Regions from separate parts of the Homo sapiens genome. Here region 1 is linked to region 2. A link is an interaction called in ENCODE POLR2A ChIA-PET data of the cell type or tissue named here. Cell type or tissue: GM12878. All regions are shown on one strand.

The links. Peaks named below come from ENCODE experiments on the same cell type or tissue, not always from the same donor. Only the 100,000 strongest peaks of a DNase experiment are listed, where the experiment ranks them.
Region 1: POLR2A ChIA-PET joins it to region 2 with 5 read pairs; 3 of 35 experiments call an interaction of 5 or more read pairs at or near these places.

The regions. Positions count from the first base shown.
Region 1 is chr6:35,556,782-35,561,781 of GRCh38, reverse strand. No RefSeq gene overlaps it. Among named protein-coding and RNA genes, the nearest start is that of LINC03135, 16 kb to the right of the region's middle. In GM12878, no CTCF peak of the experiment used is centred here; a DNase peak (open chromatin) is centred at 3,001.
Region 2 is chr6:36,028,827-36,033,826 of GRCh38, reverse strand. The region is part of intron 1 of MAPK14 (mitogen-activated protein kinase 14); the gene reads right to left. Among named protein-coding and RNA genes, the nearest start is that of MAPK14, 3.5 kb to the right of the region's middle. RefSeq lists a silencer at 4,021-4,315. In GM12878, no CTCF peak of the experiment used is centred here; a DNase peak (open chromatin) is centred at 4,842; H3K4me3 peaks cover 4,388 bases; H3K27ac peaks cover 2,972 bases.

The DNA of each region.
Region 1 (5,000 bases), 470 kb after region 2:
ACAATAACAAAGGCTTTGCAAGGCCTAACCTCCTTATCCAACAAGTTAGCAAAAATTCTAGACTAAACGGCCCTTTCACAAATTTAATGGGAAATTGGTTCGGCAAACGGAAGGGACTTATGTCCTCAATCCTCACCTCTCCTACCATCAAAATAGGGTTCCTTATTCTTGTAGGATGCTGTATCATACCCTGTGCCCGAGGATTAATGCAAAGGCTTATTAAAATAGCTCTCATGAACATGGCTATACAAATATCTCCTGGAGACCTTGCTTTTAATTCTTTTGGTTCTGCGCCCACAAGTAGAATTGCTGGATCAAAGGGTAACTCTATTTTTAATTTTTTGAGGAATTGTCATACAGTTTCCACAGCAGATGCACCATTTTACACTCCCACTAACAGTGCACAAAGGTCCCAATTGCCCACGTCCTCACCAACACTTGTTATTTTCTGTTTTGTTTTTAGAGCAGCCATTCTGGTGAGTGTGAGGTGTTATCCCTTTGTGGTTCTGATTTGCATTTGCCTGGAAGTTAGCGACGTGGAGCATCTCTTCATATGCTTATTGACCATTTGTGTATCACCTCCAGAGAAATGTCTATTCAAGTCTTTCCCCCCTTTTTTCCTTCTGTTTTTTAGAGACAAGGTCTTGCTGCGGCACCCAGGCTTGAATACAGTGATGCGATCATAGCTCACTGTAGCCTCGAACTCCTGGGCTCAAGTGATCTCTACACTTCAGCCTCCTGAGTAGCTAGGGTTACAGGCATGTACCACCACACCTAGCTTTTTGTTTTTAGCAACCGAGTCTCACTGTTGCCCAGACTGGTCTTGAATTCCTGGATTCATGTGATGCTCCCACCTTGGCCTCCCAAAGTGCTGGGAATACAGGCATGAGCCACCACACTGGGCATTTGCCCATTTTTTATTTGTTTGTTGTTGTTGTTGTTTTTCCTTTTTTTTTGGTCATTGAGTAATAATAGCTAACATATATTATGCTCACATTATGTTCCAGAAAGTATACTCAGGGCCAAGCTGAGATGTGGCAACCCTGACAGTCACAATTTGGTAACTGTGGGCAGCAAGCCACCCAGGCGCCGAGGCAAGAGACCGAGGACACGAGCTGTTCCAGTATAATAAAATATAAAACAAGAATAGTTATACTAGATGTAGATCTTAGATATGATTGTATATGAATATCATTAATCATTAGTTTGTAGCAATTACTCTTTATTCCAATATTATAATAATCCTCGCTCTACAATCATAACCTAGGAAAAACCAGGCCATACAGAGATAGGAGCTGAGGGGACATAGTGAGGTGTGACCAGAAGACAAGAGTGCGAGCCTTCTGTTATGCCCAGACAGAGCCAGCAGAAGGGCTCCTTGGTCTAGCGGTAACGCCAGCTTCTGGGAAGATACCCGTTGCCAGGCAGACCGAAGTCTAGCGGTAGCGTAAGTGTCAGGGGAAAACACCTGCTACTTAGCAGACCGGGAAAGGGAGTCTCCCTTTCCCCGGGGGAGTTTAGAGAAGACTCTGCTCCTCCACCTCTTGTGGAGGGCCTGACATCAGTCAGGCTTGCCCGCAGTTATCCGGAGGCCTAACCATCTCCCTGTGATGCTGTGCTTCAGTGGTCACGCTCCTAGTCCGCCTTCATGTTCCATCCTGTACACCTGGCTCTGCCTTCTAGATAGCAGTAGTAAATTAGCGAAAGTACTAAAAGTCTCTGATATGCAGAAATAATGGCGTAAGCTGTCTTTCTCTTTGTCTCCTCTCTCTGCCTCAGCTGCCAGGCAGGGAAGGGCCCCCTGTCCAGTGGACACGTGACCCACGTGACCTTACCTATCAATGAAGATGACTCACACTCTTTACCCTGCCCCGTTTGCTTTGTATCCAATAAATAACAGCCAGACATTTGGGGCCACTACCGGTCTCCGCGCATTGGTGGTAGTGGTCCCCCGGGCCCAGCTGTCTTTTCTTTTATCTCTTTGTCTTGTGTCTTTATTTCCACACTCTCTCGTCTCCGCACACGGGGAGAGACCCACTGAGCCTGTGGGGCTGGACCCTGCAGGTAACCTTTCAAAGCTATAGTCTTTAAATATTTGCTAAACATTTATGGGGTAGGGGTTGGAAGCTGGACAGGGAGAAACTGATATCCTGTTATTAAAAATCATATATAGGCTGGGCACAGTGGCTCACGTCTGTAATCCCAGCACTTTGGGAGGCTGAGGTGGGAAGATTGCTTGAGCCCAGGAGTTTGAGACCACCCTGGGCAACATACTGAGACCTCGTCTCTACAAAAAATTTTAAAATTAGCCGAGAGTGGTGGTGCACGCCTGTAGTTCCAGCTACTTGGAAGGCTAAAGTGGGAGGATCACTTGAGCCCAGGAGTTAGAGGGTGCAGTGAGCTATGGTGGTGTCACTCACTCCAGCCTGGGTGACAGAGCAAGACCCTGACTCAAACGAAAAGAAAAGAAAAGATCATATAGAAACACACTAATTCATTTCTACTGGATGCAGTAGAGTCAATGTCTAAACAAAAGCTTTTTTTGACAAAATCTTTCCCACTTTTCTGAGATTCTTATTCTCTCTTCTCTTCTTGTCTCTGATTTTCCAAACTCGATAACTTCTCAGAAGGCTTGTTAAGGGGCTTAGATTTTTTTTTTTTTTTTTTTTTTTTTAAGACAGAGTCACTCTGTTGCCCAGGCTGGAGTGCAGTGGTATGATCTCGGCTCACTGCAACTTCCACCTCCTAGGTTCAAGCAATTCTCTTGCATCAGCTTCCCGAATAGCTGGGATTACAGGCATGTGCCACCACACCCAGATAATTTTTGTAGTTTTAGTAGAGACGGGGTTTCAGCATGTTGACCAGGCTGGTCTCGAACTCCTGACCTCAAGTGATCGATCCACCTGCCTCAGCCTCCGAAAGTGCTGGAATTACAGGTGTGAGCCACCGCGCCCAGCCTAGGGACTTAGAATTTCAGTAATGAAATAAATCACTCCTTTCCAGTAACCAGCACTAGGTCACGTATTCATCAGCCTCACAGTTTCAGCCGAGTGCCCTGCCATTCTCACGGAGAATGCGACACGTGGAAAGACAGGCAGGTGTGAGCAAGCAAAGCTTTCTACTTCCTTTGGTGGGCACAGGGCTAATTCACAAGTAAATGGTTACATAAGGAAACACCTGAAGGGACCCGAGCTGCTTGGCACATATTTCTGATTCATTGAAGTAATTTTTTTCCATTTGAAATTAGGAAATATTTCCTACAGTTAAGTATAGAATATAGTGATACCCATGTACCCGCCACCAGCATAAACAGATATGAACATTTTTGCCATCTTTGAGAGGTTTTATTCTTTTATTTTTTTGAGACAGGGTCTCACTCTGTCACCCAGGCTGGAGTGCAGTGGCTTGATCATGGCTCACTGCAGCCTTCACCTCCTGGCTCAAGTGATCCTCCCGCCTCAGCTTCCCTAGTAGCTGGGACTACAGGTATGTACCACCATCCCTGGCTACTTTTTAGGTTTTTTTGGAGAGATGGGGGTCTCACTATGTTGCCCGGGCTAGTCTCGAACTCCTGGCCTCAAGCAATCCTCCCATCTTGGCCTCCCAAAGTGCTGGGATTACAGGCGTGAGCCACCACGCCCAGCCCAGAGGTTTTATTTTTAAGAAAAGAAATGTTACAGATACAACTAGAGTCCCACATCCTTCCTTTTACCGTCCCTTCTCAGAGGTACCTACACTCCTGGAGTTAGTGTATATCATTCCTATTAGTGATTTATACTTTAACTACCCATCTCTGTATTCACAATCCAGTCCATTGCTTTGGGTGTTCATCAGTTTTACATAAATGATAGCAATGTACCCACTTATTATTTTTTTTAATTTTTATTTTTATTTATTTTTTTGAGACAGAGTTTCACTCTTGTCACTCACGCTGGAGTGCAATGGCGTGATCTTGGCTCACTGCAACCTCCACCTCCTGGGTTCAAGCGATTCTCCTGCCTAAGCCTCCCAAGTAACTGGGATTATAAGCACCTGCCACCACATCCAGCTAATTTTTGTATTTTTGGTAGAGATGGGGTTTCACCATGTTGGCCAGGCTCGTCTCGAACTCCTGACCTCAGGTGATCCACCCATCTCGGCCTCCCAAAGTGCTGGGATTACAGATGTGAGCCACCGAGCCCAGCCCCATTTATCATTCTTTTAGCTGCTCAGTGTTTGAGACCCCCTCCTATGTAGGAGGCTGAGCCCACTTCCACCATAAAGGCTGAAAGGCCAGCTGCCCGCCTGCCCTTGCAATAGGGGTAGGCATGTGACCTAGGCTCTGCCGGCCAGACCCACTTCCCCTAACTTGGCATTCAGCACTAGAGTTGCAGAGGCTGCACGAGGCAGAAGCAATTGTGGAAAATTTCCAGGGTAGCAGAGGCAGTAGTATCAGAGGCAGCTTCCCTTGTACCTGCCCAGAGCTGGCAGGCGATGGCTGTGCCAGCCGAAGGGCTGGGGCTTAACTGCAGAAATGGTTTAGTCTTGGATCTTGGTTCCTCAGCCCTCTCAGTGATTTTGTGAACTACCCAATATCCTTCCAATGAATCCTTTTCCTGCTTAAAGTCAGAAGGATTTTCTGTTGCTTACAGTTAAGGATCTGGTTAAAAAGGGTGATGCTTTTGCAACTCACTTTTTAAAATTTCTTTTTATTTTAGAGACAGGATCAGCCAGGTATCATAGCTTATGCCTGTAATCCCAACACTTTGGAAGGCTGAAGTGGAAGGATCCTTTGAAGCCAGGAATTCACGACCAGCCTGGGCAGCACAGTGAGACCCTCGTCTCTTTAAAAACATAAATAAATAAGGCCAGCCACGGTGGCTCACGCCTGTAATCCCAGCACTTTGGGAGTCCGAGGTGGGCGGATCACGAGGTCAGGAGATCGAGACCATCCTGGTTAATACAGTGAAACCCCGTCTCTACTAAAAATACAAAAAAGAAAAAAAAACATTAGCCAGGTG
Region 2 (5,000 bases):
CCCAGTGAATTCTTCCATCTTTGAATTCTAGGCCCCAGGGGCTCAGCAATATCTGCACTCTTGCCCATGAAAGGCAAAGTCAACACATCATCTCTGAGACTGGGCTAGAAAGAAATCAAAAGCAGAGTACTCCTCAGTATCAAGAAATCAAACTGGCAGAACTGAAAACCTGGAGATCCAGGATAAGCTTATTTTAAAGAAGAACCAGTGGAGGCTGGGTGTGGTGGCTCATTCCTGTAATCCCAGCACTTTGGGAGGCCAAGGTGGGCAGATCACAAGGTCAGGAGTTCGAGACTGGCCTGACCAACATGGTAAAACCCCGTCTCTACTAAAAATACAAAAATCAGCCAGGCATGGTGGCACGCACTTGTAATCTCAGCTATTCAGGAGGCTGAGGCAGGAGAATTGCTTGAACTCGGGAGGCAGAGGCTGCCGTGAGCCGAGATTGCACCACTGCGCCCCAGCCTGGGCAACACAGCAAGACTCCGTCTCAAAAAAAAAAAAAAGTGGAAAAATGGGATTTGATAATAAAATGACTTTATAGCCAGCTTCGAATGAACTCTTTCTTAAAACAATCTTTATACATCAATAATACAAATGCTTGCCGTTAATTATGTTTAAAGACTTCTTATTGACTGGCACTGGTAACATACAGGCAACTACCTTACTTTTGGTTACAAAGAAAAGAATGGAAAGCTCAGCATGGACCTACTATCACTACTAGAAAAGTAAAGGGCACACCCTTCTCACTGGTCAGGAGTCAAGAAAGTCACCCTTGTATACTTAATAATCATGCACTTTTATTTCTTTGTGCCCTGGCTCATTCTAAAAAAAAAAAAAAATAGATTTAAAATGGTGAATGGCCATTAATAGTTAAAAAAAGTTAGCTTCACTTATTTCTTTTATACTAGAATAATCTTGTTCCACAAAGCACTTAGGAAGTTGTATTTGATTTCTTAGCAAGTTTTGCTATCCTTTTACCAAAGGTTTTGTTATATACTTTTTATGCTGATGATAAAGTGCACAGCACAATGCTAGAACATAGCAAGCAATCCACAAAATGTAGTTATTAAACCCACTAGGCTGTAAGTTCCAGGAGAGAATGGATTGTCTTGTTTCTGTCTTGTTTAGCACTCTATTTCCAGAACCTAGCTATCTGGCCCATGGTAGGTATTCAATAAACACTGTTGAATAAACAGTTGAATAAGATCTAAGAGTAATTCTCAACTGTCACCTCCTATTTCATGGTTACCAGTGTCCCACCTCCTCTAATCAACAGCAAGGGCCTGGAAGAACCCTACCCCAGAGGAAAGGCACTTAAGTTCCTGTTTGTATTTCCTTAAACTCACCACAAAGATTCTCCCCTTCTGTCCCAAAACCCCAAAATCAATGCTTTGCAACAATGTATTCTTAAACAATTTTGCTTCATTTCCCCTCACAGACAATGCATAAAGTTCCTTAAAACTGCAAGACCTAGTCTAGTTCCCTTTACCCTTTAACGGAAAGGCATATTTGTAAAACTCTATTTTGATTCATAGTTGGTTATCACACAGGCTTCTACTTGTTTTTTTACTATACTTAGTATAAATTAAAATAATATAGGCTTAAAATAATTTGTAAATGTTACAAAGTATACCACACTTTAGAGCAATAAAATTCGGAAACTGACAAATATTTCAATGAATGAATTTTATTCATTGAAATATTCTATTCATTTATTTTCATTCTTGAAAATAAAATTCAGGGGCTGGGTGTGGTGGCTCATCCCTATAATCCCAGCACTTCGGGAGGCCAAGGTGGGGGAACTGCTTGAGGCCAGGAGTTTGAGACCAACCTGGGCAACACAGTAAGACCCTATCTCTACAAAATAAATAAATAAATAAAATAAAATTCGGAGATTTTTTTGGAAGTAGACTTCAGGTCCAGTTCAAGAAGTCACACAAAAAATTATGTGTTGTTACTTTATAGTTATAACTCCTATCTGACCTAAAACAGTAGTATCACCAACCTGATTGCCTTATCTTTCTTATCAGACTTGAGTCCAAATTCCCTAAATTATTTGGATTCAAATGAACTGTTATTCCCTAAAATCAAATCTGCTCTCAAAAAAATGAAGATGGATGGCCAGAGACGGTGGCTCACCCCTGTAATCTCAGCACTTTGGGAGGCCAAGGCAAGTGGATCACCTGAGGTCAGGAGTTAGAGATCAGCCTGGCCAACATGGTGAAACCCTGTCTGTATTAAAAATACAAAAATCATCCGGGCATGGTGTTGCGCACTTGTATCCCAGCTACTTGGGAGCCTAAGGCAGGAGAATCGCTTGAACCCATGAGGTGGAGGTTATAGTGAGCAGAGATGGTGCCACTGCACTCCAACTTGGACAACAGAATGAGACTCTGTCTCAAAATAAAAAAGAAGAAGAATATCACAGGCTCCAAAGTGGATTCTAAAAGAAGTTCCAAAAAATGTTTTCTGCCACACCTAAAAAGGTACTCATTGAAAGAACAACTTCAGGCTGGGCACCGTGGCTGAGGCCTATAATCCCAGCACTTTGGGAGGCCAAGGAGAGCAGATCACTTGAGGTCAGGAGTCTGAGACCAGCCTGGCCAACATGGAGAACCCCGTCTCTACTAAAAATACAAAAATTAGCTGGGTATGGTGGCGGGCACCTGTAGTCCCAGCTACTAGGGAGGCTGAGGCAGGAGAATCGCTTGAACCCAGGAGGTGGAAGTTGCAGTGAGCCAAGATGGCACCACTGCACTCAAGCCTGGGCGACAGAGTGAGACTTCGTCTCAAAGAAAAGAAAAACTTCAAATAACTACGCTGAATCTCTGAATAAGATAACACTTAATTGTAAATCTAAATTCTGGTATTTTCATTCCAACATTAGTTATAATTTGTTTATTGTCAATTGTCATACAATTTCAGTTTCAGTTGTATTTTCTTTCACCAATATGCTGTAGGTTACATCTTAAATCCCTTTAGTAGAAAGACTACTAAACAAACAAGCAAATAAAAAAAACTGCCTCTCTGGAAAGACACAAGACACTTAACAGTGCCTGTCTTTGAGAGAGTAGAGTGGCTGGAGAACAAAAAGGAAAGGAGACTTTTCACTGAATATCTTTTTTTTTTTTTTTTTTGAGACGGCGTCTCGCACTTTCGCCCAGGCTGGAGTGCAGTGGAGCGATCTCAGCTCATTGCAACCTCCGCCTCCCGGGTTCAAATCATCCTCCTGCCTCAGCCTCCTGAGTAGCTGGGAGTACAGGCGCCCGCCACCACGGGCGGCTAATTTTTTGTATTTTTAGTAGAGACGGGGTTTCACCGTGTTAGCCAGGATGGTCTCGATCTCCTGACGCTGTGATCCACCCGCCTCGGCCTCCCAAAGTGCTGGGATTACAGGCGTGAGCCACTGCACCCGGCCCACTGAGTACCTTTGTAAAACTTTCAAATTTTATACAATGTCAATGTATTTTAAAAAATCTGTTCAATAAAATAAAAGTACTTTTAAGTGTCAGATACTGCTGGCTTCTATACCACAGAAAAGTATACCACTAAAGAACTGTGGAGTTAATTTTAATGGTACTTCACTGTAAATCTGAATCTCCTGTTCCAGTGCAGAGCTAGTCACCAATAGTAGCGAACCCTTGCAAGCAATTCAATTGGAGTTCACCCAAACCCTCTATAGTTGAGTTATTCTGCTGTATCACTCCATTAAAATTTAAATAGCATTGAAAACGAAAACGTGATACTACAGAAATGTATGTCAATTCAAGAATGAAAAAATGGAAGTATATTAATGAGCTATAAAATATTAAAAGAGCAATGATCCAAATACGTCTTTGAAAATTAGCAAATCAACTAGATATATATAATATGTATATACTGAATGTATATACCTATATAATATGTATATACTGAATGTATATACCTATATAATATGTATATACTGAATGTAAAATGCTGCAAACCAACTACACACACACACTCTCTGAATGTAAAATGCTGCAAATTCCTTTAAAATGTAAACTGCCATGCTGTAAAAATGGGAGAAAGATGTCAAGCACGGTGCTATCTGCAACATAACTTAAGCAACTTGAACTAGAAAATGCAATATGATCTGTTGCTGGACACAATTGCACAATCTCAATTACCCAGAAGATTCTACCAAACAGGAAATTCATGATGTGACTTTGGGAAACACAGAAATCATATTTAAAGATTAACACATCCAAAAGCCTGGAATTTGTTCCAAAACAAAAAAACGATTTTACAGGCCCGTTTTCAAATGACGCATACAATACGAATTACTAAAACACAGAAAAAGCTAACAGTTAAATCTGATACTTAGTTTAAGATCCGTAGCTTTCAAATTATAGAAAATCTAAAATACAGGGTATAAAACCTTGGAAGTTAAGAGAGCAGTTAGTGAAATATTTCAGGTCTGGAAATTATATGCTATCGACTTAATTTAAAACACACTCACGGTGTAAATTAAAGCTAAAAAGTATCTCTTCCCTTCCTTTTCTATGTGGTTCCATATCCTTACGAAAACCATCGTGTACCTCAGGCCATAAATGCAGATAACTAGATAACTCCCTGCAAGCTCTCTAAGGGACTTTTAAAACACAGTATTCGCAGGAATTATCTCAAAAAATATTTACAATACCTCCCAGCACTGTTAATAACTTTTTGATCTTGAGGGCGCCTTACAGATCTGAATCTTTCTTGCTCCAAATGAGAAAATTGTTTTGTCGAACAATACTTAAATGAGCAGTGGTATGTGACTAATCAGTGAGCCTGCCAGTTTCTCAAGCTGCAGTGTTCTTGCAGGCACTACCACCGCCGCCCCTCCACGGAAAGGAAATACGCTTTCAACCGAATCGGAAACACACCACTCAAGCTGGCACAGTGCTCACCGAGATAAAGTCGGTATTTTAAGCTCTATGGATCGCTGTTAATTCAAGTGCGAATTCAAAAAGAACGCTTTTCAAGATGGGATT